Regions from separate parts of the Mus musculus genome. Here region 2 is linked to region 1. Evidence: chromatin contacts called from ENCODE POLR2A ChIA-PET data. All regions are on one chromosome and are shown on one strand. Each heading gives the region's core, a stretch centred on a gene start or an enhancer-like site at or near the end of the contact. The rest is flanking DNA. Distances are from core to core; before and after follow the strand shown. Region 1 holds the start of Ube2d-ps (ubiquitin-conjugating enzyme E2D, pseudogene). Region 2 holds the start of Polm (polymerase (DNA directed), mu).

Region 1 (6,232 bases), core at 2,225-4,724:
TGACACAGGAGGCTTTGGCTGCGAGCCTTCTGAAATCTGGAAGGATACTTACAGTCATCACCCACAGGTCCCGCAGAACACTGAGCAGGGGGATCCCTCTGTAATCAGTCAGTTCCTAGAACATGAGACACGAGTTAGGTTGCTCTATGCCTTGGAAGCTGCCTGTACACACTGGTCCTCTGGCCTTGATTAATCTGGCAGAAGCCCTTAGGAGGTGGCTGGAAAGAAGTCCAGGCAGGAGGCTACTTACAGAGGTGGATTCAAGATGGCCAAGAGTTCCTGGACAGACTAGAGACACTCAGCAGTTAAAAGCACTTGCTGCTCTTCCCGCAGACAGAGTTCTGTTCCCAGCACTCACTTCAAGGGGCTCACAACCACTTAACTTAAGCTCCAGGTGATCCAACACACTCTTCTTGCCTCCAAAGGCATCTTACACATGTGGCGTGTGCACACACACACACACACACACACACACACACACACACACACACACTAAATATAGCGTTTGAGATGAGCAACAGTTTGTACCTAAGAACCAAATGAAAGTCAAAATGAGACCTTTTGGAGTGCCTGGTTATAATGTGATGGACAATCTTGATTGTCAACTAGACTAAATCTTGAGTCAATTAAAATGTAAGCAGCTGTGAGAGATTTTCTTGATTGGATCATTTGAAGTTGGAAGGCCCACCCTAAACCTGGGCCACACCTTCTGGTGGCAGCCCACAAAAAAGGACATAGAAAAAGGTCCATTGCTATTTGCCTGCTAACTCTCACTCTTTTTTTTTTTTTTTTTTTTACCCCAGGGTTTCTCTGTATAGCCCTGTCTGTCCTGGAACTCAGAAATCCGCCTGCCTCTGCCTCTGCCGCCTCCCCAGTGCTGGGATTAAAGGCGTGCGCTACCACGCCCGGCCTCACTCTCACACTTGCTGGCAAGTTCATCTAGGCTGCAATCCTTTGCTAGTATTAGAACCTGCTTCTTTGGAATTCTAAGAACACTGAAGACCAGGAGAGACATCCAGCCTGTGACTGAAACTACTACCAAATCCTTCAACTTTCCATAGAGAGACAGTCATTGTTGCACTAGCCACTCTAATAAATTTGATGCATAATCTCCCAACAGAAGTGATTCTGTTTCTTTAGAGAACCCTGACTAATACACTAAGAGGCATCTCACACTATGAGCCTAGCTAGGCCAACAGCTATCAAACTGCCTAGAAGCATATCCTGGTAACACCACTGTGGAGCCAAGCTTTAGAGCCAAACAGGAAAAAACCAGCTGAGGAGCCTAATGAACAATGCTCTTCTGAGCCTATCAAGGGATCCCACCACTTTGATTTGGACACTTTAAAATGACCAGCTCTGTCTTCTTGGTTGTCTGCCTAGGGCCTATGTGGATGCTGGGAATCAAATCTAAGTCCTTGGTAAGAGCAGTAAGTGCTTTTAACTGTTGAGACGTCTCTCCAAACTGACCTTTTAAAGTGCTTGAGTTTTTTAATGACTTTGGGACTTTACAAAGTTGAAATGAAAACCAAAGAGATGGTCCAGTGGCTAGAGTACTTGCTCCCAACCCCTACATGATAGCTCACAAACATCTGAAGGTCTAGTCCAAGAGGATCTGACACCCTCTTCTGGATTCCACAGAGTACCAAGCATGTATACGATGCAGTCATTCATGCAGAGGAAACACCAATACACAAAAGAACTTAAGAAAAACCAAGCACATTATTTAAAAGTTGCAATGTATTTTGTATTGTGATATTATTATGAGCTCTTGGGGATAAACAAAAAAAGAAAAGATTATGGTTTAATAACAATCTATTGGTATATTAAGTTGATAAGGGGTCAATCGACTTGGAGGGTCATTTGGGAAGAGGTAACCTCAACCCAGCAAATCCCTCCATCAGACTGTCCTGTAGACAAATGTCTGAGACATTTACTTGACTGATGTAGAAGAAAGAGCCCAGTCCACTGTGCACGGTGCCCTAACTGGCACATGGTCCTGGGGTATAGAATAAAGCAAACTGGCACACACCAGCAAGCAGCCCTGCTCCATGGCCTCTTCTTCAGTTTCTGCCTCCAGGTCTCTGCTTTGGCTTCCCTCTCCTCCCAAGCTGCTTCTGGTTATGGTGTTTATCACAGCGACAGAAATCTAATTGAGACACATAACCTGGATCCACTTGGTGGAAAGAATCATGCTAATGCTAAAAGTTAGGGTCATAGGGCTGGAGAGATGGCTCAGTGGTTAAGGGCATGAACTGCTCTTCCAGAGCTCCTGAGTATGATTCTTGGCACCTACACAGGGCACCTTACACCCACATATAAGTGAGCAAATCTTTTTTTTTTTTTTGGTTTTTCGAGACAGGGTTTCTCTGTATAGCCTTGGCTGTCCTCTGTAGATCAGGCTGTCCTCGAACTCCGTCTGCCTCTGCCTCCCAAGTGCTGGGATAAAAGGTATGCAACACCACGCCCGGCCCCAAATCCTTTAAAAAAGAGGTTATAAATACCATTTTGCAGTATAGAAAATCCCAACTAGGGTTGGTGAGATGGCTCAATGGGTAAGAGCACCCGACTGCTCTTCCGAAGGTCAGGAGTTCAAATCCCAGCAACCACATGGTGGCTCACAACCATCCGTAACGAGATCTGACTCCCTCTTCTGGAGTGTCTGAGGACAGCTACAGTGTACTTACATATAATAAATAAATAAATAAATAAATAAATAAATAAATCTTTAAAAAAATTCCAACTATTAATACTATGTGAAAACATGGATCATAAATTACAGTATAATGCAGGGTATGGTGGTGCACGCCCCTCGGCAACCAGAGGCAGGAGGATCTCTGTGAGTTTGAGGCTGGCCTTGTCTACATAGCGAGTTCTGGGTCTGCCAGGAGGCCGTGTCTCAAAAAACCAAACCAAACCAAACCAAAACGGAACAAAAAACAACTTAGAAATATAAAATAATTTTCTTTAGGAAAAGGACGAAAAGTGGATAGGCTAAAACGTTAACAAATGGTAAAGGGTGGATTGGTGGCTTCTTTTTCTGAGATGCAATTACCAGGCTCTAGGTTAATGGGCTAATACAAACCTACGGGATGAAATTCTCCCGCAGCTCAGCCTCTCGTGCTAGGCACCCTGGGAGACACCCCTCTGCTTCCCTAAACTCCGCCCAAAGCTGCGCGCGCACGTGACCCGGTCGCATGACTCCGCCCCCGCGAGTCGCCCGCCAGAGGCACTCAGCCACCTCCTAAGTCTGCGCCGACCGCGGCGGAACTCGCGCGGGGCAAGTGTCAGTGCGCCCTGCCGCACCTCAGCCGCGGGGTTCTATTCGCTGCGACAGCCCGCAGAGTGGACGGGCGGGAGGACCCCGTTTCCGCCACTCTTACCTTCTGGATCCGTTTTAGAGCCATGTTCCCGCTGCTCGTGCCCCACCGGCCCTGCGGGGCAGACTAAGACGGCCGCCTGGGCCGCAACGCTGCACGCCGGGAACGGCGCTCTACGCGTGCGCGCCGCGGTGCGCTGTGGGTAGCTAGTGCGCGCAGCAGTCCTGGGTCTGACCACGGAGTCGCGCACGGTCAGTTACTCGGCCACGGTCACGGCCCTGTGGCTCTGGTTTCTGCTAGGCGAGGGGCCTGGGCACCAGGACATGCCTGAAACCGCAGGTGCCACACGCTATGCTCTCTGCCCCTCCCTGGGCTCCTCCCCAGGCTGTCACTTAACTCCTGAGCTTAGTGGTTGTCAGCGCTGTAAGTATACATTCACTTTTATATGCTTTCTGGGCAGAAGTGTTACAGATATTTCTGAATACGCGTAGGTGCTGAGCACAGATGCATCTACATGTCTGGAGAGCTGCATTTTCAGTAGTACTTAGTTGGCTTCAATGCACTGCCGCTATTGAGACTCAGCCTGAAAGTGCACATCCCAAGCTAAACTCTGCTTCCCTTTCCCCAAGACATCGAACTGTTTAAGACCAAGTGTAAAGAACTTAGTGGTATGTCACAAAATCTGTGTAATAGATTGTAGCCAACATCTTGGAAATGAAATAGAATATGGCAAAATACATAATATCAGCGTGCCTCATACAGTAAAGAATCTGGACTCTCTATATAAATAATCATATATATTGTTTCCAGACAGATAAACCTAATAGGGTATGCTAGTGCAGTTGCTCTGGACCAAAGGTGTTCCAACACCAGACTGGGCTACATAGTGAGTTTGAGGCCAGCCTGGATTGCAGAGTAAGACCATGTCTTAAAAAAAAAAAAAAAGCCGGGCGTGGTGGCGCACACCTTTAATCCCAGCACTCAGGAGTCAGAGACAGGCGGATTCCTGAGTTCAAGGCCAGCCTGGTCTACAAAGTGAGTTCCAGGACAGCCAGAGCTATGCAGAGAAACCCTGTCTGGAAAAACCAAAAAAAGAAAGAAAGAAAGAAAGAAAGAAAGAAAGAAAGAAAGAGAGAAAGATCCCCAAAGGAAAATCTAAAACTAGAGGAGCTGAGGAGATAGTAGATAGGAGTGCTTGTGGTGCAAGCATGGGGCCCTGAGATCATTAGTACCCACAGAAAAGGTGAGGTTGGCTACTCATGTCTCTAACCCCAGCACTGGGTAGCCGGCATGACAGGATCCCTGGAGCTACCTTAGCATAGATAGTGAGATTCCAGTTCAGTGAGAGACCTTGCACCAAAAGCAGTAAGGCACAAAGAGTAGCATTTACTCTGTCATATATCTGGCATTCTACTCTGGCCTCTGTCATGTTCCTGCACATACGCATACAAACCCTGCCCAAAACAAAAACAATGAATCGAACACTTAAATGGTTTCCCAGCCAGATTCCTATATGCCATTCACCTATTCTCCTAGTTTATCCTAAACACATGTCATGAACTGTCCTCTAAACTATAAGCCTTACCAAGCTCCACCCTCTTCCAAAACTCCACAAGGAAGATCTGTGGCCTGTGGGAATACATTCAGGGCTCTCTGTGATCCCTTAGGGTCTGCTGTCTTTAAGTTTTACTTCCTTACCTTTAGTTATGCTATTGTGGTGGTGGCTCATGCCTTTAATCCCATCACTCTAGAGGCAGAAGCAGGCAGATCTTTCAAAACAGGGTCTCTGTAGAGCCCTGGCTATCCCGGAGCTCACTCTGTAGACCAGGCTGGCCTTCATTCAGCTCACAGAGATCTACCCATCCTGCACCTTCTATCATTTAAAAAAAAAAACCATTTATTTAATGTATATGAGTACACTGTGGCTGTCTTCAGAAACACCTGAAAAGGGCATCAGATCCCATTACAGATGGTTGTGAGCCACCATGGGGTTGCTGGAAACTGAACTCAGGACCTCTGGAAGAGCAGCCAGTGATCTTAACCACTAAGCCATCCCTCCAGCCCCATCTTCTATATCTTTACACCTTGACTCTTTCTTTTTTTTAGATTCTTTTCATTTTATTACACATATATTACATACATATATATATGTGTGTATATACATATATATGTATGAATATTTGCCTGTGTGTTTATATTTGTGTGTATGTGTCCACAGTGGTTTGAAGAGGTCAGAAGAGGGGTTGGATTTCCTGGAACTGGAATTAAAGATGGTTGTGAACCACCATGTAGTCCTGGGTCTTTTGCAAGAACAAGTGCTCTAGACCACTGGGCTATCTTTCCAGCCCTGTGGCCTACTTTTATCTGGAAAGCTTCCTTTGTTTTTCTTGAGTAATCTTCCAAAGCTAGTTGAAACTTCACTCAGATGGCTTAAGTACAAGACTTTGCTTCTGGAGTCATGTTTTCACAGCCCACCTGGGTGCATGTTTCCAGTTGGGTGCAGTGGCTCTCATTTGTACTCTAGCTACTTTGGAAACTGAGAAAGGAATATCGTGAGTTAGGGCCAACCTGGGCAACATCTAGAGTCTCCCATTAAAAAAAATAAACAAATGTAACTGGAGTTGGTGTCTTGTGCCTATAATTCCAGCTCTTGTGAGGCCAAGACAAGAGGATTGCTGTTAGTTCAGGCCAGCCTGGGTTGCAAGTGAGTCCCTGTCTCAAAAAAACTAACAGCCAGGCAGGATGGTGCACATCTCTAGTCCTAGTACTTCGGAGGCAGAAGCAGATCTCTGTGAGTTTGAGGTCAGCCTGGGCTGTAGAGCACCAACCAGTATAGTATAGTGAGATCTTGTCTCCAAAAAAATCAGGCAAGTAAAAAACAACTACCCTCTACCCTGACATACACACATAAC
Region 2 (6,232 bases), core at 2,432-4,931, 76 kb before region 1:
TATTCCCCAGGGTAGCAGATTGGAAAGCAGCCCCCCTACCCCCACCCCCCAATTCCTTGTCATCCCAGAACTTTTTTGGAATAAGAGTCTTTGCTGATATTAGGGGAAGAACCTTGAGATGATGTCCTCCTGAATTTGAGCAATATTGCTTGACCAGTATCATCTAAGGAAAGAAGAGGACTCACAGAAGAGCCCAGAGGGAAGGCAGCCAATAAAGCGATAGCAGAGGCTAGACCAGTGCAACCGCTGACCAGAGGAGGCAGACAGGGCCCTCAACTGCAGATTTTAGAAACCTGGCCTTGCTGACACCTGGTTTGTTGTTTGTTTGTCTTTTTTTTTTTTTTTTTTTTAAGTTCTGGCTTTGAAAATTAGGAGAATTTGTTTCTGTTGGTTCAAGCTGCCGAGTTTGTGACAATTTGTTACAGAGTCACAGGGAAGGTGAAAGACCCACAACTTGAGGACTCCCCCATGTTCTGACTCAGGAGAGGCAACACCCCAAATCACTCACAAGAAAAGGTCTTGCTGCAAACTGCAAGAGGATTTTTATTCAATAGCGCTCTCGGGCCCATGGTCATATACCACGCAGGGGTAGAGAACCGAGGTGCCCCGAGTAGCTGGGTAAGGGGGTATTTAAAGGAAGAAACCACAACTCAAGGAAGTGGGGAGGGCGATGTTGGAAAATACCAAAGATACCAGTAAAGAGTCCCAAGGAAGTGCAAAGTCACAAGAGTCACAAGGAATACCTGGTAATTGTGCAGGTTATCTCTCAAGACAGTTTCTAAGTGCCCCTAACAATAGCATATTAGCATAGCGGGGACTGGCAATGGTCAGGGTGACTTTCTTTGAATGAACACTCTTTGAACCCAGGAAGCGGGTGGGTGGAGGAATGTCGCTATCTGTTTTATGATTAGCATACTTTGGAGCATTAAGTCACAGAGGTCACATTCCCAAGCCTGGGCCTAAAGGCCTAGAATTTTGTTTTTATGTTATACTTTCAAAGGCACACCAGAGATGAACGACTATAATGTATCAAAGAGCTTGCCAGTCCAGGCCAGCACTCCTGAGGGGCCAACAATCTCCAGCAGCCCTTTCAGGCAGCATCAGGAATTCAGCCACAAGCTTTCCAAGTGTGGCTGGCAGGTGGCCTGTAGGGTGAAAGAGCCGGCCGCAGGAGGGGCAGGTGTGGAGCAGAGCTGACTCCCAGCCCTCCGGCCTCGAACAAGCCTCATACAGGTGCACCGAAGCAGAAATGAAGACAGGTGCTGCAGGGGTGGGATGAGCAGCAGAGGCGTGCTCAGGGTTGTCTAGCTCTGGGAAGGTTTCCCACTGAGTTGGCCACTCTTCCCCAACACAGGCTGGAGAGTTGAAGAGAGGACAGCAAGCCTCAGGGCATTTAAAGGGGGTAGCAGGCTCTCTGACTAAGTGGGGGTCTCTGAGAGGGGAAGGCTTGAAACTTAGATGGGAACCCCTGAGCTAACTCTACTGAAACAGACCACCCAAATCAGTCTGACTTCACTATTTCCCAAGAGGCACGAGAGCAGCCTGGGGGTTCTGGAAGGGGAAAGCCGGAGACTACCCACACCATGTCAGGTCTCTGTCCCCTGCTGGGCCTGTCTCCTGAGGCCACCTGTTCTTAATTAAGGAACTTTTTGGGCCTGTTCCTTGGTATGTATGAAGGCATACACAACATTGTTTCTATCAGGAGATTAGGCCACACCTCCCTTTTTTCTTAAGGGCACCTCGTATTGGAGACAGAGAGCAGCACACATCTGGGCTGCCCCTTCTCAGACTCACTTCCCCACCACATGACTACCACTGTAGGACTGAAACCCAGACAATTTCCATATGGGAATCTGAAGTCTTTGTTCTGTGGAGTCTTTGTTACCACCCGAAGACCACTCTCCAGGAAGGGCAACTCCATTCAAGCACATCTTAGCAATACTAGGTCCTGGACCTACCAGGTAACTATGCATCCTGCTGCTAGCTCTGCTGCAAAAGCTACCTCCAGTGCCAGGATAGTCACAAACAGGTCTCTCAGCGCTCCAGGAGAGATCCCTTCCTTTCTCCACCTTGCACAGGAGGATTACAGACCTGCCCTTTAGCCTGCTCTGGGACTCTCTTAGGCACACAGACACATATAGGACACTCAGTACTCACAACCCACAGCCAGCTCAAACTACTTTCAAATGGAGTCCCTCCTTTCTCAGGTTGGAGTGCTGACAGTGCAGCTATGCCACCCTGCCAGGCCAGGATTTAAAGTTACATGTGGTTCCACTTGCCATTCTTTTCCTCCAGTTGGTTGTGCTCCTTAGATCACAAAAATCTTCCAATGGGGCTGGAGAGATAGCTTGGGAGTTAAGAGCACTTGCTGCTCTTGCAGAGAGCCCAGGTTCAGTTCCCAGCCATCTTTAACTGCAGTTCAAGATCTCTGCCCGCACCAGGCATACACGTGGTGTACATGCATGCATTCAGGCAAAACAATTAAGCACATAATTAAAAAAAAATTTTTTTAAGGGGCTAGAGAGATGACTTATTGGTTAAGAGCACTTGTTCCTGCTGAGGACCTGAGTTAGATTCCCAGCATTCACAGGGGCAGCGGCTCACAAATGTTCTTAACTCAAGTTCCAAGGATCTGAAACATTCTCACTCGACGGCACCAAACATGTACGTGGGGTACAGCTACACATGCAAGTAAAACACGAAGACACAGAAAATAAAAATAAATACATCTAATAAATATTTTTAAAAATTAAAAAAAATCGAGTGTCACTAATATAGCTTTGGTTTCTTTTTCGGATTTAAATGATTGCTGATCCGTCTGAGATCTGCTTAATGTTAAGCAGTTTGTAAGGGGGCCAATTTTTTTTTTTTTTTTTTGACTATGGCATAATGGGGCATAGGAACATTTCTGACAAAAGATCCAGTGAAATAACTGAACAAAGGGTATCAATCAGGACTCAAAATCCTTCCTAATGTAACTATAAAGGAATTTTAATAAGTTTAATCTATAAAATCCATAAATAATGCTGTTCCAGATGAAGAGCCACTGGAATTATTTTTCTTCAATCGGGGAAAAAGGGCACATAGAAACCATTTCTGTTCACTTCCACTGGGATCTAGTCTTTTTTTTTTTTTCCCCAATTTTTTATTAGGTGTTTTCTTACTTTACATTTCAAATGCTATCCCGAAAGTCCCCTATACCCTCCCCCGCCCTGTTCCCCTACCCACTCACTCCCACTTCTTGGCCCTGGTGTTCCCCTGTACTGAGGCATATAAAGTTTGCAAGACCAAGGGGCCTCTCTTCCCAATGATGGCCGACTAAGCCATCTTCCGCTACATATGCAGCTAGAGACATGAGATCTGGGAGTACTGGTTAGTTCATATTATTGTTCCAACCTATAGGGTTGCAGACTTAACTTTCCAAATGGAACGCCAGCTGTCCCAATGCTGTTCGTTACATTGGAAAACGTTTTCACCCTCCACCAGCTCACATGTATACTACTCAAACTCCGTTCCCCTCTGCATACCCAGGGGAAGTGGCGTGGGCGCTCTGTCACCAGCAGAGGCAGTGGAGGGTTATCCAGGACTTCTCATATGGCCAGGATAACCTGAGACCCCGCCCTCGGGGGCGAGGAAGAGAGGCCGAGACTCCGCCCCCGAGAGGAGAAAAGTGCCCGCCCAGTACGAGGCGAAGCCCCGCCTACGGGCCCAGGCTACTCTAAGGTCTGGGAAACCACTGGGGCTTTCTATGAGAGTAGTTCAAATAAGAATCCTCGGGCGTTATTTGCATAGAACTGGGGCTTCCGATGGGAAGCCAAAAGCATCCTAGAGGGCGTCTCGTTTGCATAGAGCAGACACCACTTCCTCTCTCCTCCTTCCGCCTTCTTTCATGACCCTGCCTTCCTTCGTTCTGCGGCTTCCTGTGCTTCCAGAGTTGGTGCCCAGATGCTTCCGAAGCGACGGCGAGTGCGAGCTGGGTCCCCACACAGCGCGGTAGCCTCTTCCACGCCGCCCTCGGTGGTGCGCTTCCCGGATGTGGCCATCTACCTTGCGGAGCCGCGAATGGGCCGCAGCCGCCGGGCCTTCCTCACCCGCCTGGCGCGGTCCAAAGGCTTCCGCGTCCTAGATGCTTACAGGTGTGCGGCTCCCGGGAGGCCCCGATGGTGGTGGGATGCCATCCCCCTCCGGGAGCTGGTGTAATTGTGCCCGTCACCCCAGGGTAGGGACTTACTGTGGCCCAGGGCGGGAGCTGGCGCGCAGCTGTGACAGCAAGCAGCACCTGCGGCTTTGGGTTCCAAGCCAGCCTCGGTACTTCGCGGTTGCGGTACGGTCTCCAACCCGGAGTTCCTCTTTTTGAAAGGATGCCATCGAGTCAGAGGCTTCTTAAAGAGCTATAAAAGAAAGAATGGTTAGTGAGAAATATTTGCTAGCTGCATTCCCTCCAATGAGCCAGCGGTCAAAGATGTCCTGAGTTTGCAGACGTCACCAACTAGCTCCAGTAGAGAAAATGCCCAGGGCAGTGGAGTAACTGAGATTGAGGAGACTAAAGGAGCCTGTGCCCGTGTAGCTGGCTAGTTTGTTTGCAACTAACTCCTCCCTCCACAAATGAAACATTCTTTTTGTTTGTTTGTTTTGTTTTTTTTCGAGACAGGGTTTCTCTGTGTAGCCCTGGCTGTCCTGGAACTCACTCTGTAGACCAGGCTGGCCTCGAACTCAGAAATTTGCCTGCCTCTGCCTTCCAAGTGCTGGGATTAAAGACGTGCGCCACCACGCCCGGCTCAAGACTACACTTAAAAGAGTAGAGATAACAATTTGGATTTCGTGTGGCTCTACATTCTTACCACAGCCTGACAAGGTGGCCTGCATTGGATTTTCCCAGTGTAAAGGAAATATAAATACGATGCTTTCCAAGTACATACAACAAGAGTCTGCCTACTGGGGTTTGAATAAATAGGGCAAAATTCTTGTGTCTTAAAATCTTAGCAGAATGGTATGCCAACCTGTAGTCCTGGTACAAGGGTACTAGAGTTCCAGGCTAGCCTGGCCTACAAAGCAAGTCTCTAAACAGCAATTAGCATTGAGATCAGAAACACCTGGCCCTGGCCACTAAGGCACCTGAGGCAGAGGGTGGCGGGTAACATGCCCAAGTGGCTTGTGGGTGAGGCTGCAGCTAAGAACCTGTTGGACCAATGGAGAGGTGCTCTCCCATCAAGGAGGGGCTGGGAAGGCTTTCTGGAGGAATGGAGGCCTGTCACAGTGCAAGAACAAAGGCTTGGGATAGGAGCAGCACAGCAAGGGCCCTGGGTTTCATTCTCCTTCCAGCTCAAAGGTGACACATGTGGTGATGGAAGGGACCTCAGCCAAGGAGGCCATCTGCTGGCAGAAGAACATGGATGCTCTCCCCACAGGCTGCCCACAGCCAGCTCTGCTAGATATTAGCTGGTTTACAGAAAGCATGGCAGCTGGGCAGCCTGTCCCTGAGGAGGGCCGGCACCACCTGGAGGTGAGCTAGTGAGCTGAGACAGATGACATAATAGCAGGTCCTTGGTGTCCTCAGGAGGAGGTAGGGAGTGAGGACTCTCCCAAGACTGCAGGGGGCCCTGGGAAAGCAATAGAGACCCCAACAGGGACTTGGGGGCTGGGCCATCCCACCTTCTGGTCTAACCATTTGGGACGTACTTTTAGTATAATTAGTTTCTTCCTTAGTGAGTACTTGGGATGAACTTGAGTCTGTCCTTGGGATGCTCTGGAGCCAGGCTGCTAGAAGACAGGAGGCAAGCTCCCTCCCTTTTGAGACCCCCATCCCTAGCCCACATATGTAGAGTTAGGGGCAGAGTACATGCCAGTGCTGCCATTTCAGGATGACCCGTGCCTTGCCCCCCCCTTTTTTTTTGCAGGTAGCTGAGCCCAGGAAGGAGCCCCCAGTCTCAGCGTCGATGCCAGCTTATGCCTGTCAGCGCCCCTCACCTCTCACACACCATAACACTCTCCTCTCAGTAAGCTGCATCTATGAGCAGATCCTCACCCAGAGAGCGGGACATGGGTAGAGCTGGTTGCTATCTGGCAAGGTACCTTATCCCATAACCAAGCCCCCCCCCCCCCGCCCCCAGGAGGCTCTGGAGACGCTAGCGGAGGCAGCGGGCTTCGAAGCCAACGAGGGCCGTCTTCTCTCCTTCTCCAGAGCGGCCTCGGTGCTCAAGTCCCTGCCCTGCCCTGTTGCATCTTTGAGCCA

The links. ChIA-PET counts read pairs that join two places held with the same protein, here RNA polymerase II (POLR2A).
Region 2: POLR2A ChIA-PET joins it to region 1 with 12 read pairs in embryonic stem cell. The contact joins the promoter of Polm here to the promoter of Ube2d-ps in region 1. POLR2A ChIA-PET finds 5 or more read pairs at or near these places in 3 of 5 experiments (Patski and embryonic stem cell).

The regions. Positions count from the first base shown.
Region 1 is chr11:5,759,392-5,765,623 of GRCm38, reverse strand. Ube2d-ps (ubiquitin-conjugating enzyme E2D, pseudogene) reads right to left here and starts at 3,474. Exons shown (of 7, transcript NR_015577.1): 1 at 3,384-3,474; 2 at 53-115. It also overlaps a transcript of Urgcp not described here.
Region 2 is chr11:5,835,465-5,841,696 of GRCm38, reverse strand. It overlaps Polm (polymerase (DNA directed), mu), which reads left to right and starts at 3,681. Exons shown (of 11, transcript NM_017401.2): 1 at 3,681-4,136; 2 at 5,323-5,503; 3 at 5,898-5,996; 4 at 6,111-6,232. The coding sequence starts at 3,946.